3 separate regions of the Mus musculus genome follow, and all the other regions are linked to region 1. Evidence: chromatin loops called from intact Hi-C (ENCODE). Cell type or tissue: heart. All regions are shown on one strand.

What was found. Peaks named below come from ENCODE experiments on the same cell type or tissue, not always from the same donor. Only the 100,000 strongest peaks of a DNase experiment are listed, where the experiment ranks them.
Region 2: a loop joins it to region 1, with 2.0 times the contacts of the local background. A loop is called at or near these places in 6 of 42 quality-filtered maps.
Region 3: a loop joins it to region 1, with 5 times the contacts of the local background. A loop is called at or near these places in 6 of 42 quality-filtered maps.

The regions. Positions count from the first base shown.
Region 1 is chr5:90,769,079-90,777,078 of GRCm38, reverse strand. It overlaps Ppbp (pro-platelet basic protein), which reads right to left. Exons shown (of 3, transcript NM_023785.3): 2 at 7,897-8,000; 3 at 7,016-7,762. The coding sequence ends at 7,672. It overlaps Pf4 (platelet factor 4), which reads right to left and starts at 4,644. Exons shown (of 3, transcript NM_019932.4): 1 at 4,401-4,644; 2 at 4,035-4,167; 3 at 3,696-3,906. The coding sequence starts at 4,497. The coding sequence ends at 3,819. In heart, no CTCF peak of the experiment used is centred here; a DNase peak (open chromatin) is centred at 4,618.
Region 2 is chr5:90,886,136-90,894,135 of GRCm38, reverse strand. It overlaps Cxcl1 (chemokine (C-X-C motif) ligand 1), which reads right to left and starts at 2,891. Exons shown (of 4, transcript NM_008176.3): 1 at 2,756-2,891; 2 at 2,543-2,666; 3 at 2,347-2,427; 4 at 1,015-1,628. The coding sequence starts at 2,825. The coding sequence ends at 1,613. In heart, CTCF peaks have their summits at 2,707, 3,009 and 3,220; a DNase peak (open chromatin) is centred at 2,855; H3K4me3 peaks cover 1,228 bases; H3K27ac peaks cover 677 bases; H3K27me3 peaks cover 616 bases.
Region 3 is chr5:90,896,144-90,904,143 of GRCm38, reverse strand. It overlaps Cxcl2 (chemokine (C-X-C motif) ligand 2), which reads right to left and starts at 245. Exons shown (of 4, transcript NM_009140.2): 1 at 121-245; 2 at 1-28. The coding sequence starts at 199. In heart, a CTCF peak has its summit at 1,093; DNase peaks (open chromatin) are centred at 443 and 3,833; H3K4me3 peaks cover 1,291 bases; H3K27me3 peaks cover 1,065 bases.

The sequences.
Region 1 (8,000 bases):
CTTTTTCTTCCTCTGCTTCCTCCTTTTCCTCTTCTTCCTCCTCCTTTTTTGTCCTCTTCTTCCTTTTTCCCTCCTCCTTCTTTTTCCTTGCAGAATGCTATGAGACTGCAAGAAGACCCTCAGCCGATGTAGCCTCTCCATCTTGGAACCCAAAACCTCCAGAATCAGAAGCCAAATACATTTCAGTTATTTTAAATTATGATTCTGTAGTATTTTGTTACAGTAGCATAAGATGACCCGAACTTAGTACATCAATGGCTTCAGCTGCATATGTTGCAGAGGGTGGCCTTGTCATTCATCAATGGGAGGAGAGGTCCTTGGTCCTATGAAGGCTTGATAGATGCCCCTGTGTAGGAGAATCGAGGGTGGGGAGGCAGGAGTGGGTGGGTGGATGGAGGAACACCCTCATAGAAGCAGGAGGAGGGAGGGTGGGATAGGTGGTTTCCGGGGGAGGGGAGGACGGGGGACCAGGAAAGGGGATAACATTTGAAATGTAAATAAAGAAAATATCCAATTGCTCTTTACTAGAAAGGTGGTTTACCTCACTGTTCATCAGGCATCATGTGTATTTTATAAAATGGTAAAAAAAAAAAAAACAATTATGGTTTTATTATTTGAATGTTTCTGTTGTTACCAAGTGTCTATCGTGCTAGACATCCCCCCATCCCCACGCCAAGGAATTATTTGCGGCACCAGGCTTTCTGTTGAAATTTCAGGCTTAAAATTTTTGCCCTTCTTGTCTAATTTCTTTTACCTCTAAAGAACACGAGAGTACTATAGATGCATATCTTTTTTTAACTTAGTTTGTGTACTTTTTTGCCTTTATTTATTTTTTATTAGATATTTTCTTTATTTACATTTCAAATGCTATCCTGAAAGTTCCCTATACCGTCCCCCCACCCCCCGCCCTGCTGAGGCTATGTGCCAGTGCCTGGCAAATACAGAACTGGATGCTCACAGTCATCTATAGGATGGAACACAGGGCCCCCAACGGAGGAGCTAGAGAAAGTACCCAAGGAGCTAAAGGGGTCTGCAACCCTATAGGTGGAACAACAATATGAACTAATCAGTACCCCCAGAGCTCGTTTCTCTAGCTGCATAGCAGAAGATGGCCTAGTCGGTTATCTTGGTCTTGCAAACTTTATAGATGCATATCTTTAAAACCAACTCACCAACTCACTCTGTAATGCACCGTGCATTACAGAGGAAGTTGTTTTCAACTGCAAAAGCCTTATAAGGGGGCGGGGGCGAAAAGCGAAGATAACAAAAACAGAGATCTGTGGACAGCAACACACACTTGTGTGGTTTTGGTTGGTTGATAGGGTCCATGGCTGTGGAGTGAGGGCTGGGTTTGTGGATGTTTTCTGCTGATTGTCCCCATATACCACTTAGAAAGCAAGGCTGGAAGCAGAGGACATTTAAGGGCAACTTAGCTCTATCACTCCATAAATGTCCAAAGGCAGGGGTTGTTGCTGCTGCATACTGCAGGATTTCCCAGGTGGCAAAATCCTCCTCCAATGCCCTTGCTCATGAAGGGGGCAGCTTGGAAGTGCTTTTAGGATGCATGAAGTAAGGGGTTTATGAGACCCTAACACCCCAACACCTCAGCACCCCAATACTACCTGATGCTGTAAAACTGGTTTGGTCCCTTTGACACACTGAGTCGTGTCTGCTAAGGGTGTCAGAGGTGGGAAGTAGATAGGAGAATGAACAATGTCATTTCACCTCTCTTTAAATTCACTTGATCTGAAGAGCGGTTAGTGTGACTGCAACAGTTTCCTCCCACTGCCCTCCTGAATGCCTTACCACTCTAAATTAACTGCAACGGTGCTTTGAGAACAACATTGATAGCAATAAAATTGAGCCTGGATCATCCAACCCAAACTATGTGTGAGGAACCACAGCACGTGTTTTTGCATATATCACCTGTTGGCATCAAAAGCTGTTTACAGTCAGTCTCCGAATCCATCGATGCCATCACCCATATGCAACAAGAACCCTCATGTGTCTGTTGTCATGGCAACTGCCACACATTCCTGGGGTGTGCCTCACATGTGCACCTCACCTATGCACGGTGGTGTGAGTGATTACTTCATGGCCCAAATAAAAGGCAGAGAACCCCCAACCCCTCACCCCTGTTTTCCTCCTTCTCTTCCCCACTCCCCCACCCCCACCCCCATAAACCTCTTCTAGTGGGACTGTGATGGCCTGGTGTGATCGATCCAGATATGAGCCACTTTCTAATACAACACCACCCAATAACCCATTTCATAGATAAAGACACAAAGGCACAAAGGCAAAGCAGCTGGTAGAGCTATAGGTGAACATGCTGAGGACTTTGGTTTGGAACATCTTGTGAAGGTAAGTGCCATGCCTATATATGTGCTTTAGTAGGATAATTAGGCAACCTTCCTTAAATGTGCCACTGAAAGTGAAAATCGCCAGAAACTAATTGTATGATCACCAAGATCACTAATTGTGTTCCCTACATTCCCCCCTGATACCTGTACCCCTTGTAAGTGTCTACACACTGTGACTGTTTTCATGTATTCATCATTCTAGAGTTGTCCCTTCCTCAAAGAACTCAATTGCATATCCTCTGTTTTCTCTTAGGAGTCTAAGCCAACAAACAGCTCTACACTGTCATGTTAGGTTGAACACAACAATCAGGTTGGGTCCATTCGTGAGCTAGTATCTACATCTTCTTCTATCAATTAGAGTCTGCCTTCCCGCTCATTAAGGTAACTTGAACAATAATCTCACCCCCAAGATTTCTACAGCCTGTGAATGTCATTTCACATGACAGAAAAAGGTTTCACAGATGTATGAAGGTGATTGAGAGAAAATGTTTATTCTAGATTATCCAATAGGGTTCTAAGAATCTGCAAAGGTTTTTATGAGACCAGACGAAGGAGGGAGTAAGTGATATCTAAATGATATACACATATCACATCATCTTCCTCTTTCCTCAATGTGTGGTACTTGTCCTCTGAAGTATGACCGTAAAGCCATCTGGTCCCAGCCCTGCTTCCTGTGGCTGCTTAGCATACCGTGTTATGAGGAGATCTTAAAGAAAACTGAATTACAAATCAAGTTTCTTCTGAGCCCAAGAATCCTGCAGAAAGTCTCGCTAAGACATCTACATGCTTGGAGCAGCAGTGAGGTGATAGATTAATAGGTCCTAGTAGGACTCTTAAGTTTGCCAGGTGAAGACCCCCCTACAGGCAATAGTATAAGAATAAAAGTTATTTTTAATATTTCATTTTTGAAACATAAACTTTCTTCAAGAACTCATAAAAAGAAAGATATTTTCATACGGTTTCTTGAAAGGATCAACATATTAGCATTATGTATTCACTCTAATCTCTTATTATTTTAATTTTTATGATAATCTTGAGAAAATTGAATCAAAGTTTGATTTAGGTGCTTATTTTCAAAGGCAACTCACTATGTTGAGCCCCCTTCCTGTTTTTTTGACAAAGCTAATTACAACACAAAACCGAAGTGTAACCAGGAGACTATGTAATTAAGTATATATGCAAATATTCATCAGCTGCCGTACAACCAGTAACACCAAGCAAATTCAGTTCTTAGACCAAACCTCCCATCAAAAATACTTAAAGTTTTGGAGATGTTTCCTTACTCATGACACATTTTTTGGCTTCATTACAAAAATAGCTTGACTTTATGACAACTTGGTTCAATGCATTTATTTAAATCTTGAAGGATAATATAAACATCGGAAGATTGCAGTTACATTAAAAGTAGACAAGATTCCAGGAGTCTTGTAACACAATTGACATTTAGGCAGCTGATACCTAACTCTCCAGGATTTTCTTGATTACTTTCTTATATAGGGGTGCTTGCCGGTCCAGGCAAATTTTCCTCCCATTCTTCAGGGTGGCTCTGTCAGAGGGGAAAGAGGGGAAAGGGAAGGAATTGCTTTACAGATCCTTGGTTGGAAGAAGGGAAGAGATGGGAAGGAACAGGTAGCAGAGGAGAGGACGGGCCTGGGGGATGTGGGCAGGACTCACATGAGCTGGGGAACCGCACAGTGGCGTCCTGCCTTGATCACCTCCAGGCTGGTGATGTGCTTAAGATGGATCCCAGAGGAGATGGTCTTCACACACACACAGCTAAGATCTCCATCGCTTTCTTCGGGACCAGCTGAGGGTAAACGGGGAGAAGAAGAGGGGAGTAGAAGAGATAGCGATGACCCTATCATCTGCCGGTGTGGTACCTCTGGACCTTTCCACAGGCTTGGTTACAGCATCGCCTTCCCCTCGGAAGGCAGGTGGAAAGCCCATACAATATGACCCGATGTCATCAGAGTTCACCTCCCCGCACCTGAGGCTCCTGAACTGTCTTCCTGTCCCTAGCATCCCTTCACCCAATCTCACCGCTGGTGACAGCAACCACCGCTGGCAGAAACAACAGGCCCAGAAGCAGCAGCTCAGGACTGGGCCGGAGGCCTCGAAACACCGCAGCGACGCTCATGTCAAGAGGGTGCCACTGGACCCAAAGATAAAGTTCTACCTTGAGGAAATGGGTCTAGGGCTCTTAAGTGCAGGCCAGCAGCTCCTGGGACTTCCCAAGCACGTTTTATCTTCACTGCCTGCCCAGTCCGGAAACCCAGGATACAGGATGAGGAAGTGCTCTGCAGAAGCAATGACACTTGTGGAACAGTAATTGGGATCTGGCCAGCCAAGATTAAAATAAAACAGAGCAGAAAAAAAAAAAAAAAAAAGCTGAGGCCAGCTGTCTTGACTAGTAGCTGGCAGCAGGATCCACATCTCCAATGTGAATTGATATCAACAATTACAGAGTGAGAAACAGTAGGACTTGGAATTTAGCAAAAGGTATGCTGTATGGGGCAGAGAACTTTCTGAGATCGCCATCGGGTTTGCAGAACACACACCTTCAGTATCAATGTGTTGCCTTCTTGGCTTCCAGTCACGTAACTCCAAAGCCACTGTCACTCTTCCTGCCGATTGTGGTGAGGCTGACCGCTGTGGGGTTGGAGATGTGGGGTTGGAAATTTATTTTCTGCCACTAAAAAGATGAAAGTTAATGTCTAGGCGATGACTTCTGACTTTCACCCTCATCCGGAAGCTCTCCCGAGCCTCTTGCATGAAATTCTGGAGGCTCTTCTGACTGCAGTCCAAGCTACTGCAGGAAGCAGGGTCTGCTGTCCCCACGACTCTTTAGAAAAATCACCGAAGTAGTGAATGCATTCCTTTGGTAAAATCTTTGAGTCTAGCTATTTCTCTACTCAGCTCTATCCTGGTAAAGACTAGATAAAAGAGTTTTCTGGAACAGTTGGAGATCTCTTTATTAATTTATGCCGTATATGGTGATAATTATGTGCCCCTGTATCTGTCCCTCATGTGTAGTGATACAGTCAAGCATAATTCCCTGGGACATACATTTCTGAATACTCAGCATAGACTACAATGGCTACTGCAAACCATGCTATAAATCCTATGCGTTTAGGGAACTGAAACTTGAGGCCCCTGCTGAGTCAGCAAAAAAACAAAAACCAAAAAACAAAAAAGAATGGATAAGAGGATTTGAATCTGGACAGCAAGGGACTCTTCTGTGCAGCCTTGGCCAAAGATTTCAGCATTTGCAGAGTCAAGGAATTCAGGCAATGACGTCAGGCAAGGCAGCCTTTCTCTCCATTTAAAGAAAAGAATCCAGTTCAGGTGCACAAGAGTAAAAGATGCTCTCACCTCAAGAAGAAGAAGCACAGTGTAATGAGTGCCACAGTAAGATCCAGGCTTGTTGGCTTTCAGAGAGAGACTGCCTCAGAGAGGCACGGCTGGTTTTAATAATTGGAGCGAAGCTAATGAAAATGGCTAGAGACTCTGTTCACTGCTTTATCACATGTTTATGGACATTTACATAGTTATTACTGAATTAAGTGTTCATTTTATGGATAAAATATCCACAGGCCTGACCCTCTGGTGGTAGAGATAGAGAAGGAAACTCTCCTCCATGCTGAGTTTGAGTGAACTACATGTTTAGCATATAAGTGTGTCCTAAAGTCCATGTACAGGTTGGAGGAGATGACATTTTCTCTTTCTCCAAGACCAGGATATAGTAGGGGGAGTTCTGAATAAAGTAGTATCTATGTACCTATAATTGATGATATGTAGTGCTGTCTTCTTAGGGAAGGAAGGACCAGCGAAAGGGTCAAGTTCCAATGGTTAACGAGCAAGGTTTCCAATGTGCAATCTGATCATTTATTTTCTAAGGCAGGTTTCTTTGAGCTCTGTTGGGAATTGAACCCAGGGCCTCCCACATACTGGGCAAGTATTCTACCACTGAGCTATACTTCTAACCGAAGGCAAGTCTCATGATTTCTTAAATGTCAGGTTTCCTCCCTTTCTGCAATATGAGGAGAGCTAGCAGCTCTGCTAATAGCCTAACGATTATATGTGACTCATTGTGACACACAGTCTTTAAAACATTTTTAAGTCCTTTTCTTTCTCTTATCAACTCTATTAAACAGCTAGAGACCATTCCCATTTTAGAGATGAGGAAACTAAGGCACAGAGCAGGTCAGCAGCCTAACAAAACTGAAATGGCTACTAGGCAGGGTTCCTATAGCTCGGGGGGGTATGCCTAGCATCTTTCAATTCTTGATAGTGTAGGGCATTTAAAATGGCACAACCTAGTGACTTTACCTGGCAATATTAAGAAAGAAAACAAAACAAAACAAAAATAGAGGTCTAGGAATGTGGCCCAGTGGCAGAAAACTTGCTTAGCATACATGATGCCCCAAAGTTCAGTGAGAGAGAGAGAGAGAGAGAGAGAGAGAGAGAGAGAGAGAGAGAGAGAGAATGGATATAGAAAACCTTTAATAGTACATCAGACCCATCATATTTCTTTGTTGCAGACAATAGTGGCGTTTTTAAAAACAGTTTGTGTTAAACCCTTTTTCACCTCACACTTTTGGTGCTACTGGTGTTAAACATATTCACTATAAAGTAAATGACCACTACTTGCAGAATTTACTTTCTATGATTTTATTGTGTTCAGTTTCAAGTAAACATATGTAAAATGTTGCAGAGGTTGCTTGGAAACAAGACATTCTAGGGATAAGACATTGGAAAAACATGGTCATGACCAGAGCGAAAACTGCTTGACTCCAGGCGATTTCCGTTGCAATTGACCACTACGAAATTTATCATTATATATGTATATAACAATGCTCAATGGGAAAAAAAAGCAGCCATGGATTTGAAGAGAGCAAGGATGGGTATATAGAAGGGTTCAGAGGGAGAAAAATGAAAGGGGAAGGGATGTAATTATAATCTCAAAACTAAAAGAAATAATTATTAAAAACACAGAATGAAAACTTGACATAGTACATTTGAAAAGAAAAGCTCAAATAGAGAAATGCAGGACATGTCAGAATGCTTAGCCAAGAACTGCAGAAATAGACCATAAATTGCAGGTTGCAACTTGGCTTGCCCGTCTTCATCATTGTTTGTTTGTTTGTTGTGACATTCTTTATCATGCCTTCTCAGAATACAGTGTGATTTCTGAGACAGAACGAGAGAACATCCCAATTTCAAAGTGGAAAAATAATTCTACCAAGTCCAGATTTCAAACCCTCAACCCTTCCTGAGCAGGAAAATGGTTTGGCACAGATGAAGCAGCTGGTCAGTAACCTTCCAAGATTTTCATGACGATTCTCTTGACGCCAGGGGCATTTGGGTCCAGGCACGTTTTTTGTCCATTCTTCAGTGTGGCTCTGCCAAAGAGAAAATGATGGTCTGTGTACAACAGCCTCTCTGTCAGAACAGATCCATGAGGAGGGAGGAAAGAGGAAAAGAGTGGAGAGGGTTTCTATAATGACAATAGCAGAACAAAGAATCAGGGACTTACATCACTTCCACATCAGCACAGTGAACTCCTGGCCTGTACACATTCACAAGGGAGATAGAATTGAATGGGATTCCAGAGATGGTATTCGTACATCTGCAGCGCAG
Region 2 (8,000 bases), 120 kb before region 1:
AGTTCTAAACTTTCCCTTTTCTTCTAAAGTATCACTTAGGTATCCTAATATACATCCTTTTTTGTTTTTTGTTTTGTTTTGTTTTTTGTTTTGTTTTGTTTTTTGAGACGGGGTTTCTCTATATAGCCCAGGCTGTCCTGGAACTCACTCTGTAGACCAGGCTGGCCTCAAACTCAGAAATCCACCTGCCTCTGTCTCCTGAGTGCTGGCATTAAAGGTGTGCACCACCATGCCTTACATTCTTACCTGATTATATTTTCCTTAATATGTGACCCATTGATAAAACATGGTATATTTTGAAGCCATACCTCTCAGTAGCTCTCATTCTGCTTCCTTAAACCACGTATTTTACTTCACAGTGTGTATTTACCTGTATACGCCATTACTTTTATTAGCATTTTTAACATAAAGCTTTAAAGTCCATAGAAAGAATCCACTTGTTCACTTCTGGTCACCAACCTCATCAAAAAGGAAAGATAATTACACAGTTTGGAAGACCCACATACCAAAGGGCTTGTTACCGTGTTTATAAGACTTCAAGAGTTTGTCAAGAATTTCAGAGCCAGGTGTATCCACTCTGCATAACTGTAATCCTGGCGTGCAGGGAGCCTGCAGAGGAAGGACTGAGAGTTCAAAGCCAGTCTAGACAGCTTTGCACGACCCCTCTATCCCGTTCAAGTCCTAACCAGGCCCGATCCTGCTTAGCTTCTGAGATAAGAGGAGATCGAGCTCGTTCAGGGTGGTCTGGCCGTAGACAATCCCTCTCTCAAAATTAAACAATAATAACAGCAAAGGTATTTTTTTAAAAAAAGGAACTTTTTTTTGAGTAAAAAAATTGGTCAGTGTAGAGCTAGAAATTATCAAGAAAGTTGGGGAATCATAGAATGTGTTTTTCAGGGGTAGCAATTGCTCCTCCTCAAGTATGCAAGTCATAAGAAATTCCAGCCATCATAGGTACAAGATTAACTACAAACCACCATGTCAAGAAGAATAAGACAAAAAGCACCCATGTTATTTTTTTTAATAAAACTTTTATTTTTACTTCATTTGTAACAGTCCTTTGAACGTCTCTGTCCCGAGCGAGACGAGACCAGGAGAAACAGGGTTAAAGAATGTAAAAGGGCATTATGCCCTACCAACTAGACACAAAATGTCCAAGGGAAGCGTCAACACGTGCGTGTTGACCATACAATATGAAAGACGACTTTCAATAAATAACTGACATTCTTTTCAAGACATACAAACACAGCCTCCCACACATGTCCTCACCCTAATACATACAAAACATAATACTAAACTCTATCTCTCTGCACTTCTTTTCGCACAACACCCTTCTACTAGCACAGTGGTTGACACTTAGTGGTCTCCCAATAAATATTAGTTTAATGAAATATTTTAAGCCTACCCATCTTTAAACTGAACAAGCAGAACTGAACTACCATCGATGAAATGTATCCACACTGTTAAATATTAATGTAAAATAAAAACCACACACTTTGTGGAATAAATAAATACATAAATAAATAGGACCCTCAAAAGAAATTGTATAGTGTTGTCAGAAGCCAGCGTTCACCAGACAGGTGCCATCAGAGCAGTCTGTCTTCTTTCTCCGTTACTTGGGGACACCTCTGCAATCAGAAAAGAGTCATTGTTACAAATAGTCATCAAAGCCTTTCTTCTTTTATTCCAGCCCCTGAGGCTCCAGATGGGCTTTCTACATGTCTACACTTGCACCCAGAGTTCTGTACTGTCGGTTCCTGTGGAGTCAATCACTTGACTTGGAAAACAAAAACAAACAAAAACAAAAACAAACAAACAAAAACCTACTTCAGCATGGGTTAATTTACAAGTGTGACTTTAATCCTCTCTCACTCACAACTCTGTGATATAGCTGCTATTATCTCCCCTACTTGGCTTAAATTCAATAAATTATGTAACATTCACAGAGACCTTAGCCTTGAACTCAGGGAAATCTCACTGGCAAAAGAAGGCTCGGGCATGCTTTGCCAGCCCCTAAGGAGACTTTTAAAGGCTATTGGCGACTTCTCCATCTTTTAGGAACTGTTGCCACTGACCATTTGCATAGGGGTTTTGAGTGTGGTAATAATTATACACAATAGTAATTGTGTAATATACAATAGTAATTGTGTCCAAGAGGACACAATTCTCTAGCATCAGAACCAATTAATGATCTCAAATTAAGGTCAATTACCAAAATAATAACCACAACTTTCCGACCTCCTGATAAACACAGACTTTCCTTGATAGAATTAACGTTCAGGGGTCATATGCCAGTACTCCCACCCTTGACTCTAGTCTCGGGTACAAACACAAGTCACAACTCACTTTAGCATCTTTTGGACAATTTTCTGAACCAAGGGAGCTTCAGGGTCAAGGCAAGCCTCGCGACCATTCTTGAGTGTGGCTCTGCAGAGAGAAGGATAGACCCACATGTTAGGCATTCCCACTAGGAGAAGTGTGGGGGCGCGGGAGGGTTTGGGCGAGTCTGGAAGTGGCAGAAGCTAACCGGGAAGATACTCACATGACTTCGGTTTGGGTGCAGTGGGGCCCTGAGGGCAACACCTTCAAGCTCTGGATGTTCTTGAGGTGAATCCCAGCCATGGTCTGCAGGCACTGACAGCGCAGCTCATTGGCGATAGGCGCCCCTATGGGAGAAGACTCTTGGTCAGCGGGACTGTGGGAGGCTGCGCTCACCAGAGGTCCCTCCTCCCCCAGTGGCAGTGGCGAGACCTACCTGTGGCCAGGCGGCTGGTGGCCAGCAGCAGCAGCGCTGCACAGAGAAGCGAGCGGGTGGCTGGGATCATGGTGCTGTGTTGGAGTGTGGCTGGAGTCTGGAGTGCTGGAACTGGTTAGAGGCTCTGAGTCCTGTTGTGGAGCTCTAGGGCTCCCGCGAGCCCCTTTTATGCTCGAAACTCCAGAGCTCCGGGCCAGGGAAATTCCCGGAGTACAGGGTGTTTCCCTGCAACCGGAAAGGACATCGCTCCTCCCCCTTGCTCCACTCCCAAGGATTAGACTCTGGGATTTTTGCTTTTTGCCCCAAAGTCCCAAAGGGGAGGGAGTGACGTGCTTCGCTGGACAAGTGACGGCTGGGGGGTTGGGGGGGGGAGGAGTAGTGAGACTTCAGAGTCTCCAGTGCTCAGGGCGAGGTGGGTCACACGCGTTATGTGCACGTGGGCGCCACGCCACCTAGGATTCCACTTGGTGTACTACAGTGATTTGCGGGGATGGAAGCTTGTCTTGTTTTTTGAGTGTGGCAGATTAACGCATTCTTTAAAAAGACATCTACCCTCTCTTATCCCACGTGAGGTGGTTTGCTTTTGCCAACTGTTTTTGTGGTAAATCACAGTTGGTGGTTTGTATCAGGGAGGCATGTGAAGAGGGTGAGGAGAAAGATCACTGTCAAGGTTAGGTCCCTGTTTATTTTAGAATGCTGTAGCAATCTCCTCTTTGTTTTTTGAGCTTGGGAACTTCCCGAAAGTCCGAACTCCCGGTGTGGTTCCTGAAGCATCCCTACCCTGCTGTATAGCAGGTCATATTTTGTTTTGACTAAGGAAAGTCCACGGGAAAGCTGTGGGTTTTTTTCTGGGCTGAGGAGGGGGTTCCTAGATATAAAAGGCCACAGATGTCACAAGCACCAGTCTAACAGCAAAGGGCTATGGCTTTATATAACTATTAGTCTACTTGTACAACTATTTTCATGCTATCTGAATCTATCTGTATTGTAAAACTGAGTCTTTGAATATTATTATTATTATTATTATTATTATTATTATTATTATTAATTACTACTCAGGGTTACCTAGAACTAGCTATTGAACTTCCAAGCCTTCTCCTCCCACCTTCCAAGTGCTTCTTAGACTCAGGAGCCAATACACCAGACTTAGATAATTACTGACATATTTGTTGCTCTCTATTTAAACAATTTCAGAATCTGCCTGAATGCAGTCTTAGGTCTCCAGATTGTTGTCGTTATTGTTGTTTGTTTGTTTGTGTTTGTTTTTGTCATTGTTGGTATTTGAATGTAGATCCTAGCTGAACATCCATTGATTCTATGTCTCTGTGAGGGAGAACTGGAGCTATCATGTAAGAAACCCTTGGTCTGGGTGTACTCTACATGTGGAGCTACAGAGGCAGCCTGACTATTAGGATTAAAACTTCAGCTTCAACGAGTCCCCACGCAATGGTCACTGGCAATCTCTCCAACCTCAAGTATGTTTCTCATCTGTAAAAGAAAGCCAATAGTAGCATTTGCTTCACAGAGCTGATATACTAAGATGAAATGTGCTAGCATCCGGGTGCTATTTAAGCATTTTGCAAATAGCTACCAAATAAAGGAAGAGACGTGGTACTCTACAACTTTATTGGCAACAAATTGAATGATCATAAAGGTGGGGTACTCAGATTAGGATTAATGCCCCATGAGAGTTCAGAGGTCATCTGTGCTGAGTCTTACTCCCTTCTTCCCTGAGGTCTCTGCAAGGAAATGGTAGCCATCTGCACAGGAGAGTCCTTCACCAAGCACTACACCTGTTTCCAAACTTCCTAAGATTAGCTGTTTTGAAGGGTACCGTGATAAGAGAATTCCTCCTTGTTTTACTATAGCTGGATGCCGCTGATATATACAAGCTGCAAATCACAGAACAACCTACTGGAGTCATGTCTTAAAAATAGAAGCTCACTAGGGCTGGAGGAATGGCTCAGCAGCTAAGAGCATGTTCTGTTCTTGCAAAAGAGGTAAGTTCAATTATCAGGCAATTCCCAATCATCTGTAATTCCAGCTCCAGGGACAGCTAACGCCTGATGCCTCAGCCGGCCCCTGTACTAACATATGCGCATCCACACTCAAGTGGATGAGTGAATGTACACAGTCAATGTAAAACATTTCCAATCTTTATTAAGTCTCAAAAATGTCCCTCATAGAACTAATATAAAAATACAACCACTTAACATCTGTAAAGTATCCTTCAAGTAAAAGTTACTGAAAGTAATGTTAACTAAAGCAAACCAGTAAGATATGAAATTATTGAAACTAAAAAATAACATTTTATACATTCCATTCAGTAAAAGGAAAGGCATAAATACAGAACGTACAATAGTGGTTGCCCAGGAGAAAGGGATTTAGAAATTTATTATTATTGTTTGTATGTGTGTGCATGTGTGTTGGATGTATGTGGAGGGTGCATGTGGAAACAGTGGTTGACACTGGGATGTTTATCTTGATTGCTTTCCAGCTTGATTTGGAGTCAGGGCTCCCCATTAACCTCACAGCTTTGGATAGACTGGCTGGCTGCCGAACCCTGGCATCTGCCCGTCTATCCAGGCCTCCACAGTGCTGTGATCATAGAGACATGCATTCAGTCACTCCTCATCGTTATTTTGGTGCTGGACACGTGAATTTAGGTCTCAATGCTTGGACAGCAAGTATTTTACCCACTGAACCATCTTTCCAGCCATGGAAGTTATCAAACAGACGTAGGGTTTCCATTTATATGATGAAGGCATTTTGGAAATGGATGGCAGTGATGGTTGCACAAGACTATACAAATATCATCAAGATGTACATTTTTTGTGATAAATTTTATGGCTCTTTTGTCATGATAAAAATTAAACAGAGTAAATAAAATGAATAAGTAGTAAATAAATCTGTTGAGGTTAATGGGTTTTATTGATTTTTTTTACTTAGCACATGAGTTACGGGGAGTTAAATTTTTTAATATAAGAAACAATATCCATGGAGATGCTGCGGATACAGGGAGGTGAGCTTAGGAACTGTCACGCTGAAGAAGGAAAGTAGGTTTACTTTACTGAGGAATCAAGTCCAGTGAAAGAGCTGTGTGCTCCAGAGGATGGATTTCTGGTTAGGATTTGAGAAAACAATGTTGAAGGTCCAAAGGTAGTGGACATTAATGGACCAAAGGATTGCAAGACCTGGGAAGGCCCCACTAGGATCAGAAGGCATCACATACCGTTTCATAAAAAAAAAATTATCAATTTACACAATTCCATTTACAATAAATAGTATTGTATAATTTGAGGATAGAAACAGGATAAAGTTAGTGAGGATGGAAACCTTAAGCCATAGAGAGGACAACTTAGAAATGATTCCCCACAATAGAGGAAAATGGCAATGCCCCAAGAAATTATTAATTCTCTATGTCGAATGCATTTATTATAAACTCGAAGTTCAACAGCCAGAAGGCCAAAGGTCATGGGTAAAAGTTTGGGCAAAGGGCTTGCTTATGTCTGTGTTCTTAGATGTGGCACGTTCTAGAGAGAATGATGTCCTCAGTGGGGCTCTTCTTGAAGACTGAGCTCATGAATCCTCTAACGGTTCTGAAATGGAGGAGGTTAAAAGCCGTGAGAACAGGTAGGAAAGCCAGTTGGTTAGAAAAGAGGACTCACTCATGGACTATATAGAAGTCCCGCATGTAACAGGTAGATATAAAAACCCAGGCACTATTGTAGATGCCAACAGGAGCTTGCTGACCAGGAGCCTGATACAGCTGTCTCCTGAGAGGCTCTGCCAGGGCCTGACAAATACAGAAGTGGATGCTCACAGCCATCCATTGGATGAAGCACAGGGAGCTAGAGAAAGTACCCAAGGAGCTGAAGAGGTTTGCAGCCCGATAAGAGGAACAACAATATGAACTAACCAGTACCCCCAGAGCTCCCAGGGACTAAACCACCAATCAAAGAAAACACAGGGAGGGACTCATGGCTCTAGCTGCATATGTAGCAGAGGATGGCCTAGTCGGTCATCAATGAGAGCAAAGGCCCTTGGTCCTGTGAAGGCTCTATGACCCAGAGTAGGAGACTGCCAGGGCCAGAAAGTGGGAGTGGGTGAGTTGGTGAGCAGGGGGAGGGGGGAGGGGATAGGAGATTTTCGGAGGGGAAACGAGGAAAGGGGATAACATTTGAAATGTAAATAAAGAAAATATCTCATAAAAAAATAGGTAGGTATAAAACCAAATAATGCGTTCAGGGTACTCTGCAATTGGAGGGTGCTGGTGGCTACACAGAGAGCATCCTTGTCAGGCCCCCGAAAGCACTCAGATGTTCTGAAGAGAGGAGAAACACTGTTCGTGGTGGTGCAGGAGTGAGGATCATGTCTGCAAACTGCTTTGTAAGAGATTAAAAACTGGATCATGGCAGTCGTAATGATGCAGTGTGAGTGGATGCTGGAGGGCAAAGGAAACGTTTGGGGTTATAAAGATGAGGCCTGGAGCACTAGGGATGAGAAATAAAAGGGCTTGCAGTTGGGTATGAGACTGTCAAGCAGTGGTGATAAGGACGGGTCTCTCAACAGTGTTGTCAGGCACAGTGGCTTCTCAAAAGCCTCCTGTCCTTGAGGAACGTGTGCAAAGCACATTGCCCTTTTGTATATCTCTCTGCTGATGTGCTTCCACGTGACCCGCTGAATTGTGGGTAAAAAGCTGAAGCTGTGTGATCATATCCGGAACTTGCATTCAGATCCAAGATTGACTCCTGGTCTTAAAGCCAGTATTTCACAAGACAAGAAAACCAGTGACCAGAAGGAAAGGACAGGTTGCAAATCTGTATCAAGTCTGTGCGTTGTGTTCTAGGTGTCTATCTTTCTTCTTGAACAATATGGATTTTTTTTCTTCTTTTTCAACTATCCAATTTATTCTAGGAACCTACACTGGGATGTGACGATAATAGTCACCTCCATAGGCGCTGCAGCCTAGAGACCCTCTGCTTTGCTTTGACTGTCTCCTCCAAGCTTCCTTTGAAATTTTATTTCTCTTTGTAAGGGTCTTCAGGTGAGGCCTTTAAGATGTGCTTAGGAGACTAAGGCACTGCCTGGTAAGAGGATTAATGCTGCTGTTTTAGAACTTGGTTGGCTGCAGCAGGCAGTGGTGGTGGTGATAACAGGGTGGTTTGGACCAGCTCTCTCCCTCTCCCCCTCCCTCTCTCCCTGCCTCACCTGATGACTTACTCCTTGACAACGTTATGATGCT
Region 3 (8,000 bases), 130 kb before region 1:
CAGCGCAGTTCACTGGCCACAACAGCCCCTGTAGGAGAAGACACTGGGTCAGAAGGGCTGGGGATGGCTGCGCCCACCTGAGGCTTCCCCAGAAACATCAGCCTCGAATCCGAATCCCACCTGTAGCCTGGTGGTTGGTGGCCAGCAGCAGCAGCAGGACCAGTGCAGCACTGAGGAGCCGGCAGGTGGGAGGGGCCATGGCGCTAGGCTGAAGTGTGGCTGGAGTCTGGAGTGCCCGAGGAAGCTTGTTGGAGGCACTGAGGCGCAGTCTGGGGCTCTGAGGTCCCGAGAGCTCCTTTTATGCACGATGTCTGGAAAAGCCCGGGGACCAGGGAAATTCCCTGAGCTCAGGGTCCCCTCATCAGGAAGCACAGAGCCCCGCCCCTAAGCTGAGTGGGTTGGGGACACGCGCGCGTGAGCTGCCTGCCTCATTCTACTGCCCTGCCCTTCCACTATGGGACCCTGGGATGTCCTTCCCCAAATCCTCAAAAGGAAGGAAGTGATGTCTGCGCTGAAGTGACCACCTGCTAGAGGACAGTGGTTACTGAGCTATGTCATCAGTGGAGACCTAACAGTTTGGGGAACTTTAGTCATTAGGACTGAAGAAATTAAGGTGTGTGTGTGTTCAAGCGTGAACGCGCGGGGGATGGGGGATTGCTTCTCTATTAGTTACATACTCATAGATAGTACTAGATGAAGATTTATTTACGTCTGCGTAAGTACACCGTTGAAATTTAGTCATCTCAGGCTGTACACAAGAGTGCATTGTTCCTGCGGTGTACTGAGCACGAGTAAATCACATTTTGTGTCATATCCTTCTACCCGACTTGGGGCCGTGGGGGGGGGGGGGGGAGATGTGTCAAAAGCTTAATTCATGTTTAACCTAGGACAAAGTGTTGTAATCTCATATAACTTCCTCTGTGAAATTCTGGAACTTCCGAGGCTCTTCCAGTGTGCTGGTGAGCACCACATCAGCTGTAAGAGATTTTCATGAATTCAAGAAACAGAGACTTGGTGGTCTCTCGGCGGTCTCCAGCTGCAGGAGGCAAGGGCTCTCCTGGGGACAGTCTACTCGCCAGTCAGTGCTGACACCTAGAGGAGGTAGCGCCCTTCACATGTCCGCTTCACAACAAACGTGTACCTGTATCTGTGAAATATTTAGATGCCAGATTTCAATCTCTCTCTCTCTCTCTCTCTCTCTCTCTCTCTCTCTCTCTCTCTCTCTCTCTCTCTCTCTCTCCCTTTGTTATCGAGGCAAATCTAGCCCCCCCCACACACACACTGTATACATCCATTCTTGTCCCAGTGATTTGATTTCTCCACTAGAGGATCATATTGAGCTTTCACTGATTGTGACAAACTATTGTAGCCCTCAGTTCTAGCCTTTGTCTTTCACTAGCTCATTTTTCTCACCCTGGGTTTTATTTCTTGGTCATCTAGAACACAAGTTGTAGATAGTTGTGGGTCTGAGTGCAGCTCTCTGAGAGCCATGTGGTCGTTTTACAGAGAAGCGTGTGAGAGGCAGGAGGATATTCAAAGCTGCCAGAGAGGAAATGCTGTGCCACTAGATACTGGGACATAGACACCCACCTGTGACCAATGTGCTAGCTTCTTATCTTTGAAATGCACCCAAATAACTGTCTCAAAATGTTCAGATGAATAAATGTTAATGTTTCTAAAAACTCACTGTATAAATGCTAAGGTAAAAAAAAAAAAACACAAAAACAAAATTTGTTTTTGCCTCCATATTACTAAAACAAGACTCACCTAAGAGTTAAAGCCACACACTCACACACACAAACACAAATAATTCTTGAAAAGCAAAACAATTTCCTATTCGTTTTTGCCCCCCACCCCCACCCCTTAGGAGATAATTTGGAGCAGGGATTGATGGCAAACACATTTAACCCTAGCCCTCGGCAGATAGAGGCGCCCAGATCTCTGTGAGCTCCAGGCGATGGGGGCTGTATAACGAAACTCTGTCTCAGGGGGAAAAAAGAATTTAGATGAGTCTCTTACCTAATTTAATTGGTTTATCAACTAAAACTACAAAATCTGAATGAACATACTCATCTCAATTACTAGTAAAATTTATAAAGAATTAGATGTTTCCTGAGATAAGTGATTCTTAGGTTTAGGAGAATTGTGGGGTTTTATTTATTTATTTATTTATTTATTTAATGTTTGTATCTCATGGCTCAACTTTGGCTTTCCTAATGTTTAAAATCGGTGAAGTGGCAGAACATCTGGGTGTTGTACTCCCAGTAAGACTTTACATTTGTAGAATGAACGTGGTGTATTTAACACATATGTATGCTTTGTCCTCCCCCCCCCCCCCGCCCTCCCAAATTAATATACATCCTCTTCAGAACTGAAGCCGGTGGAAATTGGAGCTTCTAAGAGGCATTTTATTCATGGACATTTTATTCATGGGTTTTAACTGCCTAGATAAGGCTCACAGACTTCTGTGGATTTAATGTGACCACTTTATCAGGTTTTTAACTGAAATATTTGCCTTCAGTATTATCAGGATGCTGGTCAGCCCATTAGTATCTTTATGATAGTAGAAAACAGAAACTATCTGCTGTAGGGATTTCCAGGTGCAATCTGATATGTTGACATAAGGAAATACTCAGAGAGAATAGAATAAAGTACCGGGTTCCTACAGCAGTCTCTGAAGCATACAATGTTTCAAAAAGTAATTACTAAATATATACCAGTAAAGACAGAGTAAAGCAACAGTTGCTTACAAAATGGAATACTAGCATTTTTTTTCCTTCTAACACAATATCCATCTTCATAGCCAGTCCCTAACAACCTTTGACTTGCTGTTTTTGAAGCTTTAAAGAGAAATAACATTATACTAAAATAATTCAATTTTTTCTGGAAGTGTTAAGTACCAGCTCCAGCCAATTACATTTGGTATGAATAAAATGACAAATTCTATGCCCAAACTTTAAAGTCATACTATCAATTTGAAAGGAATGGAACCACCACGAAACATTCACTTATCATCCTTTGATGTTTTACACATGCGAGATCTTTTAAGTCCAGAGCTGTGCTCATCCTGAGCGTAGATGACGCTGCAGGGATGGTCTGGTGGTGGATGCTGTTTTTCCTACTTGCTACCAGGAATCAAGATGTCTGCCAGCCCTCTTTCAGTTAGTGCTTCCTGAATTACGAATCAATCTAGCTGAGGGAACAATAGTGACATCATTATGATGCGTTAAATCCCTCGACTCAGGGATAGAGAGATGACTCAGCAGTTAGGAGCCCTTGCTGTTTATTCAGAGGATTATTATCCAGTTCCCCAGAACTGGCCTTTGTGGGTACCAGACATGCATGTGATACCCGTATATGTATTTAGGTAAGCACTCATCTGCATATAATGAAAATGAATGATTAAAACGTGTCTAGATCTCTCAGTTCATTCAATCCAAAGCATCTATGAGTGCATCTCTAATACGCTCTTCTTTTATGCCTGATTCTAAGCATTTTCTTGCTGACTTTTGATGACAGAGTCCTCACTATCCTTTGAGAAGCAAGACTCCAGTCCCTGCTGTCTCTCTCTCTCTCTTCCCAGTCTGGGTTCAAGACAAGTGATCTACGGCACAGCTCTGGAAGTAAGCGGACAGACTCACGGAGCATTTGCCAGTCCTTTGTGGCTGAGCCTCAACGTTGTAGAGGCCTTGGTAAGCTTGCCAGCAGGCAAATGATGTAATCATGTCCAAGTCAGAAAAAAAAAATCCCTCTGGTCCTTTCTGTCAGGAAATGATTTTTTAGAAAATACAAAACAGGTCCTTACTTCCTGCTGGGTCGCAGCTGGCAAGCCAGCACCTTGGAGTTCTGCCAGAGCTTGATCTGGGAGAGGCTGCTTGAAGCTGAGGCAGTCTAGAGAAAAGCCACCTATCCCGCCCAAGTGAGACCAGTCACCAGGTGTACGCTTTGAGCTTGGAAATTCTGCCTTCCACCCACTCTCACCTGGCTTTAGGTATCCCAGAAAGACCAATTGATTCTCTTTTTCATTCAGTCCATCTCGCCTGCAGTTGTGTGTTACGGACTCCGCTTATTGATAGATTCTCTCTCAAGACGGACGTTTCAGCTTGCTTTTAAACTTCCTCTCTCCTTTTCTCTCAGCATTTTCAATGTAAGTTCTCAAGATTTATAATGTAAGAATGAAGTTAGGTGCCTTGGACACCGAGAGAGGTAGGTGACCCTGTGACCCTGGACCTCTCCTTTCAATCGGGAAGATACATACCTGAGGGGGGAAGACGCAGAAACCCAACAGAGGCTGTGATAAGCTATGTGAGACACATTCAAGGTATTTGGAGAAAAACGGTGATAATCCAGTTCCCACTGTGGCATTGGGAGCTCTTTCAGACACAGAGGACCTTCTCTGTTCTGACAATGTTAAAGAAGCCTTCCAGGGAAAGGAGATAATTCCGAGAGGCAGGAAACCTTCTGAAGGGAAAGGACAGAGCAAGCAAAGACTTGTTTGAAAGGTGCATAGGCGAAGTGGGAGCAGCAGCAGATCACAGGCCAGTTCCTCCCCTCGGTCCTTTGTGAATCTGGACTAAAAAGATGAAGATCCTGCATGGACCGTGTCCCATAGTCAACCAGACTTTGGACCAGGACTCAGCAATCAGTGTACCTGAGACTTTGCCCTAAAGTACCTTTCCCTGCCACAAAGCTGGACTTCCTGAGGCATGCCTGTTTGTAATGTTTTCCAGCTTCTCTCCAAATGGATAAGATAAATTCAATCTTTTAAAACAAAACTCAATGGTATTTCGCCTTGTAAGTAAATGAGATACTTTGATTTTCAAGGCCAAGTAACATATTCATAATTGTATTAGTAATTCACTTAATTTGACGTGTTTTGTTGTTGCAAGAAAAAAGGTTAAATATGGGATAATCAATAACAAGATAAAAAAGAAGACCTGAAACTCATAACTCATTCTTAGTGATTCAATTTTAATTTTTCAGCATATAGCTCCTTACTGAATACAAATTATTCATTTATTCTGAATTCCATTGTCCAGACACTTACACATAGAGGGTAGATTTCATTAGATCTTGACACAGTTATAGGGAAAGACATAAAAAGAAAGACTATGCTGAGACATGCTTTGTACCAACAGTCTTAAAGAAAAAAGTATTCTCTAGGAGTAGTCAGCAAAGTGTGTGCTACAGAAGCCTAAGACCCTGAGTCTGGATTCCCTGCGCCCACGTGGTGTTGACTTCTGCTTTCCACACACATACACACACCCACACACATACACACACACACTTTTCTCATTACAGCATTCTTTAAATTGTCATTGTTTCCTATATAATTCCATAGTTCCACCTCCAGAAAAGGTCACAACTTCATTAAGAGTTTCATTTCAACCCATACTTCCTTTCCTTCCCAATAAAACAAACTGGAAAAAAATTTTACTTCCCTATTGGCTAATGTTTAGTAACCTTTTCCTTCCTTTTTCAATCTTGAGAACATAGTAAGTAAGTGAGCTCATCAGAGCTGCCCGTGGAGAAATAGCTAGCATTCTTTGTTGTCTGCCATTACATAGTTTACTCTTCTATTTGTTCCACTGGGACACTTACAAGTGTCTCTGAGGAGGCCATGTCTTGAGCAAAAAGGTGAGAGAGCTTTTTGTTTTCTCTTTTTTTTTTCACCTTCCTCCCTCCCCCAAGACATGGCCTCCTTAGAGACCCAGTCTGCTCCCTGCCCCCATTCTTGATCTTTTTAGCCTGTGTGCAGGAAGGGGGCACTATGACCCTTAGAATCTTGTCAATTCCTCTGGATATTACTTCCTCTGGGAGGCTGCTACTCACATAAAGTTGTTTCCATGGCCAATGTGCATAACGTCACACTGTAAAGTTTATCTGCTGTCTATACTGAGGAGGGTAAGATATTCTCATTGTTGAAATCACATAAGAGAAGAAAGTGATGATGAAGATTAAAACCAAAAACATTTATTAGGTATAATGTATCAGAGGTAGTGACATATTTGTAAAAGATGAATAAGGTAGAACAGAAAAGAAAGAATTATTTTCCATGTAGGATACTTCTAGCCACTAAAACAGCTAGTTTATTACTACTACTACTATTAATATTCTAAGAATCTTTTTTGCTTTCAGTAGTTTGTAGTTTTTAAAATTCACTTTAATTGATACTAAGTAATAACTAATACTAATCTAATATATTAGATCTGGAACATATTCCAAGACTTTGACACAAGATGACTCTTAATAAAAAACTATGTGTTCCTGTTTCATTTTTTAAAAAATTAGAGTTTTTTGTGGAGGCAGTATCACGTAGTTAAATTGCATTAAATTCCTGTCATGCAACCTAAGAAATATGGGAACTCCAAAATTGACAAAACTACGTCTAAAATAAATATAAGGAATAAGGCCACGTTTCCATGGTAATATTTTTTAATCACATTAGATGTCTATGCTGTATATGAAAAGCAAGATGACTGTGGCATTGTGAAATCAAATTTAGGAAGCTGAGGGATGAGTTATTAGCCACAGCAAGCATGCACAGTGTATGGTCATATCTATTTCAGCAAGAAAGGCAACAACATTATAAAAAGTGATGAGCAGGGTGCTTTTCTGTAGCATTTCAACTTCTTCTGTCTTTGATACATTCTTCAAGGCCAATATGAAGCCTCCTGTAGAAAACGTTTCCTGGGCACTGTAAAATAAAACAACAAATAACAAGCAAGACAACAGCAGCAGCAGCAACACCACCACACCCACTGTCATTTACGCAATCTAGAAATGTCAGTCAAGCCAACTCAATTCTATTTTTCAACTTTTCCGTACTATTAGCAATATTTCAATACCTTCCCTATTAAGAATTGAGTTAAAGATAACGTTAGAATCTTTACCTATGGGAAGCTAACATGGCGGCTATGCAGATAAAATATATAGATGTCATTCATGATAGGTGAATTAAATAGTTAGGGCCAGCTTGGACCATACAGTAACATGTTATCTTTAATCCATTAAAAAAAAAAGACCCAATTTCATGTAGCGTATGATGAGTCACCATGTAGCCAAGACAAGTCTTTTCTGCAGACACTTTTAGGACATAGATTATAGGTGTGGACCACCATTACACAAGGTACAAAAAAAAATCTTCTTTACCTATGGATCCTGATTTTTCGACTGCTTTTTGTTAGTCTTGCCAACTTGTTTTATGTATTTTAATGCTATTTGTAAAATTTAAACATTACTTTGTCTCTTCTATAGTTTCCCCCTTTATATTTTGAATCAGACTTTATTCTCTCGTGACTGCTTGTTTCTATATGTACTTCACTAATAGATCAGTTGTTCATAAATAATATTTTAGTAACTGATGATGTATATTGAGTTCCTCTCATATAGGTTTTGTGAGGTGGGAGACATTTCATTTTCACTTATTTTAAGCTATTTAGAGTTAAACACTTAAGAAATATCTTCAGGAAGCATAGATTTTCTTATTTTCATAGCCAGTCTTTGACTTTTTTTGTTATTGTTGTTGTTGTCTTTTTGTTTTTATTATTTATAATCCACCCTTTGCCCCCTCCTCTCTCCTGGTCCCCCCTCCAATAGTTCCTCATCCTATTCCTTTTCCTCTTCCTGGGGTCTCAATTCTCTCAAGATGATGCACATCTTCTCCTACAAAAGCCAGATCAGGAAGTCCTCTGATATATGTGTGTCAGGTCCTCGGACCAACTCGTGCATTCTGCCTGGTTGGTGACTCAGTGTCTGGGAGCTCCCAGGGGTCCTGTCCCAGTTAGTTGAGTGTTGCTGGTCTTCCTATAGGGTTGTCCTCCTTTTCTGCTTCCCCAGTTCTTCCCTTAATTCAACCATAGGGGTCCCTGACTTCAGCCCAATGGTTGGGTGTATCTCAGTCTGTCTCAATCAGCTGCGGGTTGGGTCTCTCAGAGGACAGCCATGCTATAAGCACACATCAGTAATAGTGTCAGGCCTTGGTGTCTCCCCATGAGATG